Regions from separate parts of the Homo sapiens genome. Here region 2 is linked to region 1. Evidence: chromatin contacts called from ENCODE Hi-C or POLR2A ChIA-PET data. All regions are on one chromosome and are shown on one strand. Each heading gives the region's core, a stretch centred on a gene start or an enhancer-like site at or near the end of the contact. The rest is flanking DNA. Distances are from core to core; before and after follow the strand shown. Region 1 overlaps FYN (FYN proto-oncogene, Src family tyrosine kinase). Region 2 overlaps LAMA4 (laminin subunit alpha 4).

Region 1 (3,295 bases), core at 551-3,050:
TAATTCAGTCATTTTAATTTGAGGTTGTAAATGACCTTTAAAGAAAAAGCAGTGGTTTCAGAGGGGGCTGATGACTCATTAAATGATCAGTGATGCATGTGTATGAGTTAATTCAGCCAGCTTGTTCAACCAAGGGAAGGGGGAGGGGGCTGTGCTTGGAAGGGTGGTCAGTAGACAATTCAGGTGCCTCAGGAAGAAGGGAGCCAGGTGGGATGTGTAATGCTGTGAAGCCGATAGGAGGAGCAGAAAGGGGGCCAGTGTAGGAGGGCAGAAGGAACCTGAACCACATGGACCCTTGTTTTATTCTGCGTAAAGACTGGTTTGGTGAGGCAGCCTGGTACCTAAGACCAACAACAGCAGCGTCTCACATGTGTAGAGTTGCCAGATTTGGCAAACAGCAAAATATAGGACACCCAGTTAAATTTGTATCTCAGATAAACGATGTATAATTTTTAATGTAAGTATGTCCCAAATTGTGTATCTGAAATTCACGCTTATCCAGACATCATGAATTGTATCTGGCAGTGTTCACAATGGCTTAGAACCTGATATTTGACAGCTCCGTGAGAAAGATGTCTGTCCCACTTTAGTGATGGGAATGCCAAGGCTAAGAGGGGTTGTGGTTGCCAGCCTCTTCGCTGGTAGAAAAGAAGCCTTCAAAGATAGTGTTCCTGCTCCTTGGCCATACATGTAAAACGCCTTGTAGGACTAAACAGTTGTCTGGCAAACACACTTCGAGTCATGTGGTGTTTATCTCGGGGTAGCAGAAAGGGCACTAGATTAAGGGGAGGCCTGTTAGAAAGGCTGAAGCAGGCTGAAAAGGACTCCTGGAGGTTAACCCCTGGGTTAGGTTTAAGGCAGAGAGGCCTGGAAGAAACATAAGAATCACCTGGTGTACTTTGATAAAGAAGCTGAGGACTAAGGAAGTGATGTGGTGACTCAAATCACAGGAGAAATGACCAGCGAAGCCTAGAGCAGCATCAGGGTTTCTGAAGTCCTCACTGAGTTCTTTCTATTATATTACATGGTGCTGACGTAGCAGATTCTTATTAAAGCCTCCAAGTTTCCACACAACGCCACAGTACCCACTGGTGGGAAGGACCACATACTGCTTATGAGTCACAGCCCTCGTTTTCTTTTCTGTTGGTGTAAGTACTGCCTAAGTATCCCCTTGTTACCAAGAGGCTGATTATGTGTTATACCCCAGTGAACAAAGACTAGGGACCAAAAATTCAGGTTGTGCCATTTATTGCATTGGACGTAATTTAGGGCATGGTGTGTTTGTTTCCAAAATCCAGCTACTCAATAGAATGAAAGAGAAACTTAAAGTTTTACCTCCTTCTGGATTTTTTAAAAAATTCATTGGTTTTGCGATGTAGCATCCTATTCCTGTGTGGAACAGGGATGCTGGAAAGCCGCAGTCCCAGTAGTCTGCTTATGAGCTACTGGGGACCTCTACAGCATCCACCTGGGAAGAAAGGAATGCCCAGAACAGAGGGTGCCGCTTCTAAAGCTGAGGTCTCTGTTCCCCAGTTCCCCCCAGTTCCCCCATAAAATCTGAGGGTTTTATGATCACAGGGGATGTGGGTGTTCTTCAAGCCTGACTTTGGCCTGTTTTTCTGAATCCTTAAGCATGGCCCTCGTATATTTTCAGAACGATGATGTCTCTTCCTGCCTTTAAATACACAGGAATGAAATGTTCCATTTTGGTTTATTTGGTTTACTTTAGCAGCTTTTGATGTAAACTGTGGGTTTCAGCATAAGAAGACTTAAGTGAAACTAGTAGCTGTATCCACACTGTCTCATCCCCGCAGTCAATTAGCACGTGGGAAACCATTTTGAGGGGAGGAGGTCATTTCTGGGAGAGAAGAAGCTTTTCCTGTTCTCTTCTCATGTGGTTTGCTCCATTCCTAACACTATGGATATTTTTTTGGTGTTTCCTTGGAAAGCAAAATATCCCATATTAACATACCATGGCTGCTTTGGGAAGCTGTGCATTTCCGCAGATTATTCCTTCAGGAAACTCTACATTTGCGCTGTTGGCTGCAAGAATGAAATTATCCTTGGCAAGTTGTTTCATTTTAATCTCAGGAGCAATGGTGTTAAATGTTAGCCAGTCAAAGCCATAAGCAAAGACTGTTATTCAAGTTTCTGTGTTAACCCTTTATCTCTGTGGTCTTTCCCCACCTACCCCACACCCCCATGCCCCAGGAGTCACTGGTTCAAAACACTATGAAGTGGATTACTTCCTTCCATGATACTAACAGTATTTATACTTGACTCTTCACAGATTGGAGAATATGAAACAGAATGTGAAACTAAACAGCTGAGGATATATGATGAATGAAACTGGCTGGGATCTGATCAGTTTTATAATTTGCAGTCCTCAATTCAGAGTAGTTTAGGAATAAGAAAACCTCTTGGACATTTATTAATGTTACCGGTTGACTTAAAAAAAAAAGATTGTGGGGTAAAACCTTACTTCCACAGTCAAGCCATAAAAGTGGCATGATTTGGGAGAGAAAAAAAGGTTATAATGAAGCCCAAATATTTGAAGTGATTGAATTAATACTTTCAGAGGAGTGCCCCTGAAGGGCAGAGTGATTTGGAATATCCAGAATATTAATACTACCAGTTAGCCAAAAGCAGTGCTCAAGGGATGAAGCAGGAGCTTGGCCTTGGAACTCCAAATGGCCTTTGAGGGTTAGTGGGAAGCAGATGTTTTGAGGCAGTTGGAGGATCTTGTGAACAGTCTTCAAAGCAGGTGGAGGCTTTTTAATAAAGAAAAGTGGGTAAACAGCTAGGCTGCTGGATTTCCATTTTTCTCCCTTAGAAGAACTAGATTCTGGTCATCTTCTGGTCCCAGATTATACGATTTCCTAGCCAAGAAAATCATGTATGATTGAGAAATCTAGGACTTTTTCCCAGTTTATTTAAGAAACCCACTCTACATCTATGTTGGTAAATAGTGGTTAAGTGGACTGTGGCTCTACTACGTTCCTGTCCCACAAAGGAATAAGATGCTGCATTGTAAATCCAATGAATTTTTTTTTTTTTTTCAGCCAGAAAGAGTGTTCTCACACTGCTATGAAAAATTACCTGATTGGGACCAGGCACGGTGGCTCATGCCTGTAATCCCAGCACTTTGGGAGGCTGAGGCAGGCGGATCACTTGAGGTCAGGAGTTCGAGACCAGCCTGGCCAACATGGTGAAACCTGTCTCTACCAAAAATACAAATTAGCTGGGTGTGATAGCAGGCACCTGTAGTCCCAGCTATCGGGAGGCTGAAGCAGGA
Region 2 (3,295 bases), core at 554-3,053, 360 kb before region 1:
CCCTTACTCTTCCTTCCCGCAGAAACAACAGGAAAGAGTGAGGGAACAAATGGAAGTGGTGAACATGTCTCTGAGCACATCTGCGGACTCTCTGACAACACCTCGTCTAACTCTTTCAGAACTTGATGATATAATAAAGGTAAGGACGCACGTGACTTGTTCAGGTTTGTATTTCCAGCAGGTTACAACAGCAGCTCAGTGTCACAGAATAATAATAAATTCATATCTAACCAGTGAGCAGGCATTATAAAGATCAGATGACTGAATGTTTTAGTTTCTTGCACTGTACGATGACCACCAGCCACATATGACTACTTAAATTTAAATTACTTAAAATTAAATAAAATTAAAATTTTAATTCTTCAGTCACATTAGCCACTTTTCAAGTCCTCAGCAGCCACATAGCTAGCAGCTACTATATTCAGTGGCACAAGCATTGTGCAGAAACAGGCATTGCGCCACTGAATATAGTGGAACTTCTTGCAGAGAGTTCTATTGAAAATGCTGCTCTCGATCCATCCTACTCACTCTTCACTCATAAAGTTGTGTTTGATAAATCTGGCATTCAAAATCAATAAAAGTCACATTTTGTAAAAGTAGAAAATTTCCAATAAAATGCAGTGAACTGAACTATCATGAAATTACTCTTAGTTCATTTTATTACCTTTCGAAAGATATCACTTTAAGGTCATTTGATTGTCCGTTGACTATTTCAGCACCAAACTGTCTTTCTCTCCAAACTGACTCCCATCACTCTCCTTGGTGACAGCAAAATCCATATGGATGAAGTCACCGACTCTCTGACCTCCAGCTCCTTGAACTTGCCCTTTCCAGCAAGCTTATCCTCCAGTCCACCTCTGTTTTCCCACCTATGGCCATACCCAGATCTTGTCCTCAGTAACAGTACCTCCTCCCAAACCCTAGTTTCAAGCACCTCCCTCCCAGAGCACCATCTCCTATCTCACTTATTCTAGAATGCCCACTCCAGTAATTCTCTGGCCACATGGAGACCTCCCTGCCTTTTTTACCGTACCCCTCTCATGTCCTTTCTTCCCTCCTTAAGCAGCTCAAATTATCAAATATAATAATTCTTTCAAAATACCCTTAACTACCATATCTGCCTGTTCCTCTGTTGTACCTACCTGAGATTTCTGACTCATCCCCAGCACCATGGCCATACCAGAGCAGCTGCATGCGACTGGTGGGAACCCACTTCCCATGCTATCAGTTCTGCCTGGTGACTTGGCTTCCTGCTTTCTGAAAAATTAGAAACAAAGAGAAGAGAACTCCCTTCATCCTTCCTCCCCAGATCCGCCGGCCCGCCTGCATCTGTGCCCACACCTCTGCCTCCCCTCCGTTGTAAGCATTCCTTCTCCTGCCCGGCCTTGAAAACAGGTTGCAGGGTTTCACTCCTCAAGTTATGCCCTTTCTTCTGAATCATCCCGTTCTCATTCTTTACTTAATCATTACCATCAGCGTACAAACGTGCTGTACTATCTCCTATCTTTTAAATATCAAAAAGAAAAAAGCCCTGTAAAAAAATCTTTTATAAAGCTTGCATCCCCTCTAACTTCTGCCCTACCATTCTGCTCAGCTTCACAGCAAAATGTCTCGAGTGACTTATCATTGCTGTTTCTACCTCCCAGACTCCCACTGTCCCCTATACTCGGCCGTTTCTGAAGGGGGTTCCATCCCCTTCACTGAGACTGTTCCTGTCCAGGTCACCAGCGACCCGCCTGTCTCTCCCGGGCTTTCTCAGCCCTCCCTCCTCTAAACACCAGGTGGCGCCCTTGTCCTGGCTGCTCTGGTACCGCTCATGGCCTCTACCCTGGCTAGCGGTTTCTTCCCAGCCCCCTTTGCTAGCCTCGCCTCTGCACACCCTCTAAGTGGTCAATATTTTAGGCTCTGCAGGCCACGTACAACCACTGTCTCTTATTTTTTTCTGGGTTTTGTTTGTTTTTAATTTTTTTTTACAACCGTTTAAATATGTAAGATATATTCTCAGCTCAACAGGCTTTGGTTTGGTGCAGTGGCTCACGCCTCTAATCCCAGCACTCTGGGAGGCCAAGGTGGGGGAAAGTGCTTGAACCCAGGAGTTCAAGACCAGCCTGGGAAACATAGTGAGACCCCCTCTCTACAAAAAAGAAAATTTTTTTTTAAATAGCTAGGCGTGGTGGTGCATGCCTACAGTCCCAGCTGCTCAGGAGGCTGAGATGGGAGGATCACTTGAGCCCGGGAAGTGCAGGCTGCAGTGAGCCGTGATGGTGCCTCTGCACTCCAGCCTGGGTGACAAGGTGAGACCCTGTCTCAAAAAAAAAAAAAAAAAAAAAAAAGATTTGAGCTGCACTTGACACTGGGCCATGTTGATCTCTGCTCTGGATAATGAATGGCTCTGTGCTTGGTCCTAGGCCTTCTTTTCTACCTATACTCTCTCCCTAGCTGATCTCATTGACTCCCTTGGCTTTAAAGAACAATTACACACCAATGAATACACAATTATACCTCCAGCTATGACACCTCCACGGAGTTCCAAACTCCTATATCCGAGTGCTAACTTGACATTTTCAAGTCAGAACTCAGTACGACTGTAATAAAGTCACAGTCTCATCTATGATGTATTAATAATAGACATATCAAACTTGACATGTCTTAAATAAAACCCACTCCTTCCCCAGTCTTCTCCATCTCAATAAATGGCACAACCCAATTGCTCAAATCAAAACTCCAGAGTCACTACTGCTTTCTCCTTTCTCCTTATCTCTAAAATGAATCTTGATTTCTTTCTTTCTATTTTATTTTATTTATTTTTTTATTGTTATTTTTTTTGAGACGTGGCTTCATCCTTGTTGCCCAGGCTGGAGTGCAATGGAGTGATCTCGGCTCACTGCAACCTCTGCCTCCTGGGTTCAAGCAATTCTCCTGCCTCAGCCTCCCGAGTAGCTGGGATTACAGGCATCCACCACCATGCCCGGCTAATTTTTTGTATTTTTAGTAGAGATGGATTTTCACCATGTTGGCCAGGCTGGTCTCAAACTCCTGACCTCAGATGATCCACCTGCCTTGGCATCCCAGAGTGCTGGGATTACAGGCGTGAGCCACCACACCAGGCCTTGAATCTTGATTTCTGACCACTTTCCTTGTCTCTACTGCTGCTCTTTGGTCCAAGTCACCTCATCTACAGTTTAAATTGCCACCAGAGCCTCCTAGCTGATCCAACTGTCTCCACTCTTGTCCTTCAAGACATATTCTTTATGCAGTAGCAGAACAATCCTTTAAAAACATAACCAACATTATT

Evidence for each region. Hi-C counts contacts between places; a loop is a spot of excess contacts on that map. ChIA-PET counts read pairs that join two places held with the same protein, here RNA polymerase II (POLR2A). Pooled maps may share reads with other maps.
Region 2: a pooled map shows a loop between it and region 1 (2.5-fold over the local background). The contact joins two enhancer-like sites. A Hi-C loop is called at or near these places in 1 of 50 pooled maps. POLR2A ChIA-PET finds 5 or more read pairs at or near these places in 2 of 52 experiments (K562 and Panc1).

Annotation. Positions count from the first base shown.
Region 1 is chr6:111,802,541-111,805,835 of GRCh38, reverse strand. The region is part of intron 2 of FYN (FYN proto-oncogene, Src family tyrosine kinase); the gene reads left to right. Among named protein-coding and RNA genes, the nearest start is that of FYN, 69 kb to the left of the region's middle. RefSeq lists an enhancer at 798-887. Within about 2 kb of position 1,800, at least 13 of the 41 ENCODE cell types and tissues checked have a DNase peak (open chromatin) inside an H3K27ac peak, as active enhancers do.
Region 2 is chr6:112,162,004-112,165,298 of GRCh38, reverse strand. LAMA4 (laminin subunit alpha 4) reads left to right here. Exons shown (of 39, transcript NM_001105206.3): 13 at 23-139. Among named protein-coding and RNA genes, the nearest start is that of LAMA4-AS1, 73 kb to the left of the region's middle. RefSeq lists an enhancer at 1,658-1,707. Within about 2 kb of position 1,803, at least 2 of the 41 ENCODE cell types and tissues checked have a DNase peak (open chromatin) inside an H3K27ac peak, as active enhancers do.